Linked DNA regions of Homo sapiens: region 1 is linked to region 2. The links are chromatin contacts, found by Hi-C or POLR2A ChIA-PET in ENCODE. All regions are on one chromosome and are shown on one strand. The core of a region is the stretch at or near the end of the contact, and the rest is flanking DNA. Distances in the headings are between cores, read along the strand shown.

Region 1 (5,968 bases), core at 3,249-5,748, 58 kb before region 2:
AGCCTGTCCTGTGTATTATAAGATGTTTAGTAGCATCCATGGCCTCTACCTACAAAATGCCAGTAGTAACCCTTCTTCCCAAGGTCATAACAATTAAAAATGTCTCCAGGCTTTACCAAATGTCTCCTGGGGTATAGTTCTCAGATGTATAAAATAAAAATACAGGACCCTTAGTTACGTTTGAATTCCAAATAATGGACAAACTTTTTAGTAGAAGTATGTCCCAAATATTGCATTGGACATACTTACACTAAAAACGAATTTTTATCAGATGTAACTGCTGGCCTGTATTTTATTTGATTGCCCTACCTGGGCAGCCAACAAGATCGTTGATGTACGAAACAGGATGCGTGTGAGGTGCCTGGCACATGGTGGGTGCATTATAAATATTCAAGGTATCTGCTGCGTACCTTTGAATCCACTTTACCCGTGTCCCTGCTGTAGTCTGCAATTGGTACTCGAGCCTGCCTATCCTTTGCCAAAACTGTCATGAGAGTGGGTGTGAGGAGATAGAAAGCCCACATTTGAATCTGCAAGTTCTGGGAACTAGCATTCTGGTCAAAGCTGGTTTTACATCCACCTCTGCCAGAGGGAGCATCAATCTGCCTATGCTCGAGCACTTTGTCACTGTGGTCTCCCTGAGTCATTAGATCATTTCTGGTAAGTAGCATTCAGAGAAGTGATAGTGAATGAAAAACTGCTGCATTAGTCCCAGACTCAGTCACTCTGCATTTGATTTTTCCAGCAGCATAGCCCTAGAAAACCGTTCACTGGGATGCAGCAGGACCAATCATTTCCACATTCAGTTGCAGCTAGGAACTTATTTCTGAGCCAAGATGAATGACCCAAATAGCCTTTCCAGAGAGCAGAGGTGAAATTTAACTCTGGGTAGTTGCCTGACATTTTGAGACAAAGGAGAAAGGGGATGGGGAATGAAGAAAAATAGCATTTGAATGTCTCCTGCAGGGTCATAAATCTGGATGGGCAAAAGTGGATTGCATCTCTGCCAACAATTTAATTAATTTGGGCTTCTTTTAATCTCTATGATTCATATAACCTGAAGGAAACATGCTTTAAAGCTGTATTGTAGGAAGAGCCTCCTTTGAGTTACATATCAGTATATTAACTCTTGGATGTTTTATTTTTCCAGAAGGAAGTCTAAGTTGTGTGTGGGGGAAGTACTAGGTTTGTTCACAAAAAAATGCATTCATTGCTTTGGGGGAAAGCCCCGTTCCTGTCTGACTGTAGTGAGATGAATCATTAGAAGTGTAATCACAGCCCAGGGGAGGAAAAACAAGAGTAAAGGATTCTGATGGCTCCCAGCAAAGCCTGAGAGTGGGCTGGAGATTTGCATTTGCTTATTCTTGCTGGTGAGCCTTTGCTGATCATCTCCAACTTATAAAAAGTTGCAAGTCTATGGGAAACTGTTTTGAAACAAGGTAATACAAAATGGCAGCTATGACACTACAGAATAGCTTGGGGACATATCTAGCTGGGATGTGTATTGCGTTGGGGCAGGATGTATATTGTGTTGGGGCTCAAACGAGCAGATGCGAAGCCTTTTATGGCTTTGCTACTCAACAGAAAGGTGTTTCATTTTTTAATCCCTATGATTTATTTATTTATTTATTTTTATTATTTTTTTTTTTGAGACAGGGTCTCACTCTGTCACCCAGGGTAGGGTGCAGTGGTGCGATCTCAGCTCACTGCAGTCTCTGCCTCCCGGGTTAAAACACTTCTCCTGCCTCAGCCTCCCTAGTAGCTGGGATTACAGGCACCAACCACTGCATCCAGCTAATTTTTGTATTTTTAGTAGAGACGGGGTTTCACCATGTTGGCCACGCTGATCTCGAACTGCTGACCTCAGGTGATCTGCCTGCCTTGGCCTCCCACAGTGCTGGTATTACCAGTGTGAGACATCACGTCTGACCTAATCGCTATGATTTTTAAAAGTGAAATTATCAGGCAAGAAGAAATGTCAAAAGGGAAAAAAAAGAAATAAAAATTAAACGATTCCATTTTGTGTCTTCAGTGGTAATTCAAGTAACCATGATTTTCTATGTTTCTTCCTCCTCAATCCCACAGTTTGGGGCTCACCAATTCCTTAACATACGCTCTGCCAAATATTAGGGTGCCAGGAAGTATATTGGCAAAGGAATATAGATGTGTCTTGATTTTATAACAGGTATATTGTTCCATTTTCAGTAACGTGATGGGCTATGTTATTGGGACTACCCACAAAAAACAACCGAAAAGAGTTTAACATGACAAATAGGAGGAAAAAATCAGTGAGTGTATAGATGATTTGAACAACACAATCAACAAACTTGACCTAATAGATGTATGTAGACACTGCACCCAATACCTGTAGGGTACACAATCTTTTGGAGCATACGTGGAGCATTTATAAAAATGGACTATATACTGTGCTATAAAGCAAGCTCCAGTGTATTTCAAAAAAACTACTAAGCATGTGTTCTTTTTTTTTTTTTTTTTTTTTTTTGTATTTTTAGTAGAGACAGGGTTTCGCCATGTTGGTCAGGCTAGTCTCGAACTCCTGACCTCCTGATCTGCCCGCCTCAGCCTCCCAAAGTGCTGGGATTACAGGCGTGAGCCATCGCGCCCGGCGTATGTGCTCTTATCACAGTGAAATTAAGCCAAGAAATCAGCTTTTTGAAAATTAGGAAACATAATAAATATGTTTCTAAAAATTCCAGAGTCACATTTTCATCCACTGTACTTGGAGGGAGAGTATGATGTCCCCTTGCTTGAGGCACAAGGACCAGAAATTAGAGCTCCCAGTCATTGTAGTTGCATGCATTTCCCCACCCATTAGAATGGAATTTCTTTGACAAAAATGACAAAACTCTAAGGGTCATTTTGGGCCTGAGTCATGAGCTAAGCAGCTGTTTCAATTGTCAAGTGTTAAATGATTTGTTCTGGATCAGAGACTATAAGGCAAGAAATGGGGCTAGGAAAAAGAAACAGGTTACAGAGGTCAACAAGTTAGCAGAGGTATACAAGTGTGCCCTTTGGGCATCAGCAACAAAGAGCACCTGGGCTGACCTCTGCTGTCTTAATGCTGGAAATATTATAGCCCGCTCTGTAATCTCTCCCCCTTGCCCCCGGGAGAAAAATCTTTCACCTAACAATGGATTCCACTAGAATTTTTGTATTGTTATCACAAAAATCTTCTAGGAATAAACAGAGAGCTTTTGTTGATCATGAGCAAGATCTTCCTGGGGCCATGTGCAAACAGCAAAAAGAAAATTTGATCTGGAAGAGAATGAGAACCATGCAGTTGTTTGGAATACTATTGTTGGGCTTTTTGGGTTTTTACGGACAGCTACTTTGAAAAGCAGATTGACTAAGTTGCTAATATGTGAAATAAGCACCACTATTTTGCTGCAAGTCCTCTATCAACTTTTGGACACTTGTCTCAGGACTAACTGCAGTTTAGAAGGTGTTTTGTTTTGTTTTGTTTTTTGTTTTGAAAGTATTTCGTTTCTTGCCTTAGATCTATACTTGAAAGGACCTTCTTGTGGCCTTATCTGGTAGAGACACAAGATCTTAGAATCAGAGAGAACTTTAGTTCTGGAATGAGCTTTAGAGGCTAGTATTCCAACTTTCTACCCAATGTAAGAATTGCCAATATTTACTTTTGTTTGTTTTTCAGTCTCCTAAGACTGTATGTGTTCATAAAATCAGCATAATTGATTTGTTATTATTCATCCACAGACATCAGCTAATATAATAGTTTATATATAAATACAAAAGTATACATTTCACTTTAAATAAACATTTATGTGAGTAAAATAGAGAAGGAAACTTAATGTGTGCCTATTTGTGCTTTAAGATAATAACATGAATATATACAATGTCTATTTATAGACTAATGAGCTGACTTAACATGCATTTATGATATAAGCTTCAGTTGCATTTGGTCAACATTTGACTATCCTACAGGCTCTTTTAGTATAAATTTGCATAAAAATCTTTTACAAAAAAGATATATATATATATATATATATATACACACATATATATATTTTTAACTTCAGGCTGATTGACCTATACTATCATAACATTAATACTATATTATTATCTATATACAAAAGAAAATCCCAAAGGACCTTTGCTTAAAATATAGACACACACACATACACATGCACATTTCATGCTGTCAGCTTTTTTCAACTCTCAGACTCATCATTTCTCTCACTGGAGTTTGGGAAGCACCATGCTTGAGTCAGTCTTACATGTTGGCCCCAGGAACCCTTTCTGAAAAGTTCCCCTCATTCACTCTTTGCATATTTGGGGCACTCACAGAAGATATTCCAGAAAAAAAAATGACCCTAAAAAAATAAGCCCATGAATTTGTGAGTTTCAAAAGCCACCAGAAAATGTGCTTCTTCGAAAGCACGGTTAGGGTCATAAGTCAAATTCAGGAAGCAGAGGCATAATGTGACTTCCTTCCACCGCTGGCTGCTCCTCTGCGCATTCCAAAGGGCAAGACCAGAGCTTGGAAACAGAAATAGAAAAACTCGCAGGAAAGGTTGGCTTGTTGCTCGGGCCTGCTCTTAAAGACAGATGACTATTGGAGTTTGTTGGAATTTAACCCCTGGACTCTCTCCCTGGGATGTATAATTGGCTCTCACTTCCTGAATGCATGATTATGTGCTGCAGGCAGATCGCTGCCAATTATTTTTATTGTGATTGCTTTGTGCATCTCTGTTGGCAATAGCGTTCACAGGATTTCAGCTCAAGGGGAACGGCCACAGCCCCAAGGGTCCAAGATTAGAATATGACTGCGGTTATAGGTCAAAAGATTAAAGGTCTGTGAATATTGTTCTCTTTTTCACCCAGAGATACCAGGATAGAATCTGGCACTTTCGCCTTGGTATCCATAAGTGAGACCTGTATTGTCAGTGTTTAGATTTGTCACAATCAGAATTAACATTCGTTTAGTTCAGAAAAATATGTAAGTATTGAATAGTGGCACAATTATAATTTGATTCTTTCTCCTCTCTCTTCTCCCATCAGGGCCTGTGTCTCAAAAAATGTAAAGGCTTGCAACTCTTTGAAAAGCTTTCTCTTTTCCTTTTTGGGTAAAAAGTTATACAAGACACTAGAAAATTCAAACATTAAAGAAATGTCAAGTGAAAATCTTCAGAATGGAGGACTATAATTTTTTCAAAAAGTAAAAGTCCTCATGAGCTTCTCCTCCCTACCCTGAGTAACCACTTTAAATAGTTTAGTGGGTTTTCCTCCTAGTCATTTTCTAGATATGTTTTATGTATATATATAAAAACTGATATGTTTTATGTATATATATAAATGAAATCACTATTATTTAAAAGTGCTTTTTTCACTGAGCAATGTCACTTGGACATTTTCCATATATCTGTTTAGAAAAATCGACCTCATTCTTTCCCAATAGTTATATGATATTCCATTGTAAGGCTATACCATAGTTTATTTAACTATCTCCCCTCCATGTGCCCCCCTCCACCTACTACTTGGCCTTTTTTTTCCTTTTTCTCCTTCTTTTTTTTTTTTTCTTTTTACAAATTGAGAAGGAGATGAAAAATCTCTGCTGGTATTAGCAACAGGAACCATCCAGCTGCATCTGGTTAAATCTGGTGGAGTCACAGATGCATGACAACCTGAGTTTCCAGCCAAGGATTAATGTTTCATGCAGATTACATAGTATTTATATTTTAAACCTGTGACATGTTGAGGGGATAAAATTTTATATCTGTAGGAACAAAATCAGAAATTTATCTGATCATTGTCCTCTTCCTAAGCTTGTTGGGCCCTTGAAAAAATGGATTTTGGGCCCCTTTTTAAAGAAAATTTTAGTTGGCCAGGTGCCTTGTGAGTAAAGAAGACCATAGACAAATCAATACAGGTGATTTACTTCTTAGCTTAAAAATTGATCTCACATATGATACTTAATGTTTTCGTT
Region 2 (5,991 bases), core at 3,427-5,926:
AGTTGACATTCAGCTTCCCAGCTGGCATCAGCAAAGAGGGTTTGTCCCTCTAGCTTCCCCAGGGCTGGCCCACTGCTCAATGCGCTCCTGGCTCCCTGTAAAATCACAGCCCGCCTGCACTCCTGAGGGCCCCTCTCACAGACAGACCATCTCCCTGTGGTTGTTTGACTGCTCATTTTACCTCTGGAATCTGCCTGGGCTTGGAAGAAAGAGGTCAGCCAGGACATTCCCACGGGCCCGCTGTCAGCTACATGACCTTCTCGCCTCTCAGGCTCCCCTTCCCCCAGGCTCGTCCTTTTTACACCTCTTCTTTGAAATCTGAACCTTCCTTGTAGACTTGCAGCCAATGACCAGAAGCCAGGAATAAATCCCATATTTAAACAATATTCCTTTTTTAACTGCCTCGATAGAGGTTTATTCTTGTTACTTATTATAGGCATTTTCAGGCAAGCCATAGCTTGGGGCCTCCAGGAAGGGAAAGCTTTTGTTTCCACTGATCATTATTTTCAGAGATGTCCTAACTCCCCTGAGGCCCCCCTGCCTCCCCCTCCCCTTCCTAATGATCCCTCGCAGAGCTCAGACTAAGTGAAAAGCTTCTTTCATTAACATAAGCCATTAATCGACTTCCCCTTGAAGTAATTCAGGTCTGCAGAGGGGGGAAGACTGGTGTTGGGGGCAGTGGGAAGAGGGTGGTTCCCTGGGGGTCTGTGATCAGGGCTAGAACATCAGGAAAACCCGAACCAAAAACTGCAAAGGTGGCAGGAAGAAGAAAAATCACTGAAGGCTAGACAAGATGCATTTGAAAGATACCAACCGCACAGGGAAAGAAACAACTTTCTCTCACTTCTGCCTCCTATCATTTTATTGGAGAACAAAGACAGCAGTCAAACAACCCAAGAAAGTACCCTGTATGTTTTTCTTCTTCCACATGTACCCATTTTCCCACCTATCTCTCCCTGATTTGTCTTCTTTAAAAAGACATTTGGGGACCTGAGCAGGTCTTTTAGTTGAATGCAGCATGTGCAGAAATAACTGCAAAAGCCAGGAGTGCATCTCCATCAACCCATCAAAAGAAAAATAGAAATGTACATGGGCATCGCTGTCTCTAGTCCTCTGTGATAGTTCACTTTGCTAACTAGACTACCTTTACTTTTCAAAATATCTCTAATGTCTGCTCTGGGGTCTAAATGCATAAAACATCTCCCAAGCTGCAGAGCACAGTTATTCAGAATTTTATTTGAACACTGGGTTGGGTCAGCATAGGATAAACCAGCAAAACCTTACTTCATGAGACCTGCCATCCGTGTCCCCTGCAGAAGGACCGTTCTTGGCCTACTTGTTACCTAATCCAAGCATCCTTGGTGGCCTAAGAGGGATCTTTTCTCATCTCCTGGACAGTCTGTGGTCACAAACCTTCTTGGTCACCACCTCTCCCACCTTTTGTGCACTCTTCCCTGCCTCCTTGAGACTGTTCATCACCTTGATTTTCTAAGAGAGCTCAAATCATTTCCAAAGCATGTGGTGTGGCCTGTATAGCTTGCTCCAGATTTAGCTGGAGATTAAGAAACAGCCAGGATATTAAACAGAAACTCTCAGTTGTATCAGTGTAGCAGGCCACTGGCACCTAAACACGCAACTGGCATCTCATTTCGCCTACAGTAGAAGGAAAATGAAAATTTGTACAAAAATGAAAACCTAGGAAATAGTCCACTTGCTCCTATATTTTTACCACCTTTTCTAACTAAAATTTCCCTGTTGCTCTTTGGAATCAATCCAGAATGCTCCCAAGTCCCATTATTATCACAGAATCTTCTCAGTAGGGAAAAACAAACAACTGCTTCAAACTGTGAATTCTGTATGTACCACATTCTATCCCAGGTATTGGGTTTTAAGGCACCCAACTCACATTCAGTCCTGCTGCCTGAATCATCTCACACCAGAGTACAGACCTTGGAGACGCGATAGATGGGTCCTAGCCTGACCTTCACCACTAAGCGGTACAGGGACCCAGATCTTGCTGTGGAGACTGTAAGTCGTTGAACATCTCTAGTTCTCACTTTCCCCGTGCACAAAATAAAGGATTGGGACTAGTCTGCTCTCCACTCTCCAGCATTGTAGAAGACAGTAATGAAAATAGCTTCATCTTATCTGCCTTCTTATGCTAAACTCATTTTTTTTTTTTTTAGGTGGAGTTTCACTCTGTTGCCCAGGCTGGAGTGCAGTGGTGGGAACTCTGCTCACTGCAACCTCCGCCTCCCAGGTTCAAGTGATTCTCCCACCTCAGCCTCCCAAGTAGCTGGGACCACACGCATGCGCCACCACGCCCAGCTAATTTTTGTATCTTTTAGTAGAGGTGGGGTTTCACCGTGTTGGTCAGGCTGGTCTCGAACTCCTGACCTCAAGTGATCGGCCCACCTCAGCCTCCCAAAATGCTGGGATTACAGGCGTGAGCCACTGGCGGCCTCAACTCATTTTTACAAGCACTAAATAGGTTTAGTTTATAAACTGAAAAATTAGGAAATAGGCACGCATAAAAAGAGTGTAGGAAGTTGTTTGGGAAGCCCGCATGGAATAGGCCAGAAAGCACAGTCCCCATGCTGTCTGCCCTGCCAGCATCTCAGCATCCTGACTAGTATCTCTGTTCACTGCAGGTTTGACAGTTACCATCACCCAGCCAGAAAAGGGCCCCGCCTTGCCAGATAAACGCGCTTAGGTTAGAAGACTATAATTGCAATATTACCCTACAGCTCTCCTGACTGTTTATTCCATTATTTTCTTGAAACATGGCCTTAAGTATTATACATAGGCTTCAGAAACAGTTTTTCAGTGATTTTACCTATATTGGCAAATAGACAAATCTCACCAAATCAGAGTTCAGGTTTTCACCAAAAACTGCTTAGTTGTCTTTCAAGATACCTTAAGAGATCAAAGGGGAGGTGGGAAAAGAAATGTAGTGACAGAAGGGAGAGTCCAAGATACCACTGATAAGGTTCCAGCAAAGAGATTAGGACACAGCAGAGACTTTCTAAATGCTGGGGTCATTTCCAAAGCAGTCCAGGGGAATACTTTCTGATTCCCTCTGCCAATCAAAATAGATAGAATATGATATTCTCCAATTTTTTTTCTGTTTGATGTCAAAATGGCCTTTACCTATTTCTTCAGTAATATACCTGATCTGTTCATGCACTAAAGGCTCTGGAGCCAGGAATGTCTGAATTTGGCCTTCACCTGGTATCACAGAAAGACAACTGGGATATTGGTGTTAAGGGGCATATCGGCTGTATGTTAGGTTTTCTTTAATCCTCACATCGTGCCAAACTTAGTCTGGTTACTAAGCCTAAAAACACCAGTATTGCAACAACTTCTGAAACTCTGAAGTGGACTATATGTTTCTCACAGTTTTTGTTTATGCTCAGCAAAGTATGTATTTTAAGTAAAGCTTCTCTTGTTATCTGTAATGTAGACAAAAAAAAAAAAAAACCTGTTAGTATATTCTGGATGTATTGTGTGTCCCTTCATTGTTTCAGGTATGGCGTAACAGTTCTCCGTGTGATGTTCTTTTGCTCTAAATGTTGACCATTCCTCTTGTCGCCCGTCTCTCACCAACCAGTCACAGAGCCATTGCCAGGGCTCCCTTCAGTCTTTCTTAAACAATATCTAAATGCAGTTTAGTAATCCCAGGATTTTGAGTTACAAGAATACAGTTTATGGGTCTGTTTCAGCTCTTACTTAAGGCTAGCATGGTTGGGCAGGGGAAGAGCTGAGCCGAGCCTTCACTGATCTCTTGTCATTTCATATGATTATCCAGTAAATACTTATTGAGCACCTCCCATGTGATACGTATTGAGACACTGCTGTGTGCAATAATTAAGCCTATGGAGGACTTAAATGAGGGCAAGGAAAACAGAATGAGAGAAGACACTCTCACACTGACCCCCATTACATGTGAACCCTCCGCGCCCCCCCCCATAAATACAAAGTGTTATTTTTCCACATTTAAAACAAATAATAGCCTTCAGCAGGCAGTGCAGGAACTATTCAGTCATTGAGATAACCTTTGATGAGAGGAGAAAGCTCCTTGATTACCTGGTTTTTGTTGGAGAGACTATTAACTAGTACTTGGAAAATGAGAAAAATGAAACCACACATAAGTTGTTCCCTTAAATAATCTCAGCAGGATATTGCACTAAGATATTATTCAAGGAAAAGAATCAGGAGCAGAGATAGCCCCATCTCTCTAGAGCATTTTTTTTTTTTTTTTGGGCGGGGGGGCGGGGGACGGAGTCTCGCTCTATTACTTAGGCCGGAGTGCAGTGGTGCAATCTCGGCTCAATGCAACTTCCGCCTCCCAGGTTCAAGCAATTCTCCTGCCTCAGCCTCCCAGGTAGCTGGGATTACAGGTGCATGCCACTATGTCCGGCTAATTTTTTGTATTTTTAGTAGAGACGAGGTTTCACCATTTTGGCCAGGCTGGTCTCCAACTCCTAACTTCAAGTGATCTACCCACCTTGGCCTCCCAAAGTGCTGGGATTACAGGCATGAGCCACTACACCTGGCCTAAAGTCCCGCTTTCTTCTGAGGTGTTCTTTTCATGGTGTGAAACCAGAGACAGGAGCTAGGGGGTCTGTTCCCCAGCGAATAGTGTTGGGGTTTTCTCTTCAGAGCTAAGTCAGCAAAGCCTGCAGCTGCTGCCACTCCCCTGGTCTGTGCCTCCCAGGGTGTTTCCTTTCTGATTTTGAAGATTTGTGGGTGAGTCAATTATCTTTGCAGACATCCTAAAGCAGCTTCCCTCCTCGCTACCCTCAGCAGATAAGCCATCCAGAAAACAGGTTCTGACAGCCAGTAGCAGGGGTATTTTGGGTTTCAGTTTAAAACTGGTGCGTGTTGTTGCAAGTGTCTTGAAGTTGCAAAGGATGTTTGGGGTTCTAGGGCCTGCAGGGGGGCAGAGCAGAAAGAGGGTAGTTGTCAGTGACCCTCTACCCTCCTCTGAGAGCCCCATTGCCATTTTTGCCCACCAGTTCTCTTCTTACCTCCTCAGGGCAGTGCCCACTCATTTCCTTTATTTCCCTTTTGTTTTTTTTCTTTTCCTCCTCTGGTCGACAACCTCTTAATTCTAGCAGTGTACAAAAGCAAGGCCAAGCTTTCCTGGGGCACTTGGGATGAAAGGCCCATCCATGCCTGTTGTGGAGGCACAGAGGAGGAGAAGGTGAAGAACAGGAATGGGTGCAGGGGGAGTGTGAACGCAAGGCTGCTGGCTTTGGCACAGCTCCCTGTGCAGGGCTGGATTTCCAATTGCTTTTCAGTGCCTGTGCCCTGATAGGATGGGCACAGCTGGTATGGAATCAGAGCAGCCCATCTCCAGAGCAGAAGTCTGAGAGCTCAGCGTTTGACTCCTGAAAGACCAGGATGTTCCTACCTGGGTTCTTGAGATTCATTGGCTAGTGGAGGTAGATGGTACTCTCCATGTCTGCAGAAGATTCCCCACTTGGTGCTGAAGGCTAGGTGCCTTCCAGTCAGGTCTGAATGCTGAAATTGCTGAGATTGTCCACTCTCTGCCTACTTTATTGCATTCATGCTCCCCTTAGATCCAAGAGTGCCCAGGACTAGGAGCAGAAAGCAGTTTTCAACCCTTTGTTCAGACTCAGACGGGTTTCAACTCAAGCGGGTAATCTACCCCAGCAGCAGGGGTGCAAAGTCCAAAACAGCTTTGTGGTGCCTGGGGAGTGACTAGGCAGCCTGCTCACAGGGGCTGGAGTCATCTAAAGCTAGTGATGAGCTGGAATAGCTTTGAACCGGTTCATCCGAACTGATTGTTAAACTTTCAGAACTTTTGAGAGTCAGTTGAGAAACATAGCTATTACTAAAAAATTAAATAAGATTAGATAAATTATAGCTAAAAGCAAAGGCAACATATAGTCAAAGCTCATCACTTTCTACTTATTTTACTACATTTTACCATTATCTGTGCCCATGAGGTAATGTATGCCTATT

The links. Hi-C counts contacts between places; a loop is a spot of excess contacts on that map. ChIA-PET counts read pairs that join two places held with the same protein, here RNA polymerase II (POLR2A). Pooled maps may share reads with other maps.
Region 1: a loop to region 2 is called in a pooled map, with 2.2 times the contacts of the local background. The contact joins two enhancer-like sites. A Hi-C loop is called at or near these places in 1 of 168 maps with a recorded cell type or tissue (naive thymus-derived CD4-positive, alpha-beta T cell) and 10 of 50 pooled maps. POLR2A ChIA-PET finds 5 or more read pairs at or near these places in 8 of 52 experiments (A673, B cell, CD4-positive, alpha-beta T cell and 5 more).

The regions. Positions count from the first base shown.
Region 1 is chr5:76,269,138-76,275,105 of GRCh38, forward strand. The region is part of intron 4 of SV2C (synaptic vesicle glycoprotein 2C); the gene reads left to right. Among named protein-coding and RNA genes, the nearest start is that of SV2C-AS2, 40 kb to the right of the region's middle. RefSeq lists enhancers at 1,263-1,764, 1,765-2,264. Within about 2 kb of position 4,499, at least 3 of the 41 ENCODE cell types and tissues checked have a DNase peak (open chromatin) inside an H3K27ac peak, as active enhancers do.
Region 2 is chr5:76,326,600-76,332,590 of GRCh38, forward strand. It overlaps SV2C (synaptic vesicle glycoprotein 2C), which reads left to right. Exons shown (of 13, transcript NM_014979.4): 13 at 1-5,991. Among named protein-coding and RNA genes, the nearest start is that of SV2C-AS2, 18 kb to the left of the region's middle. Within about 2 kb of position 4,677, at least 4 of the 41 ENCODE cell types and tissues checked have a DNase peak (open chromatin) inside an H3K27ac peak, as active enhancers do.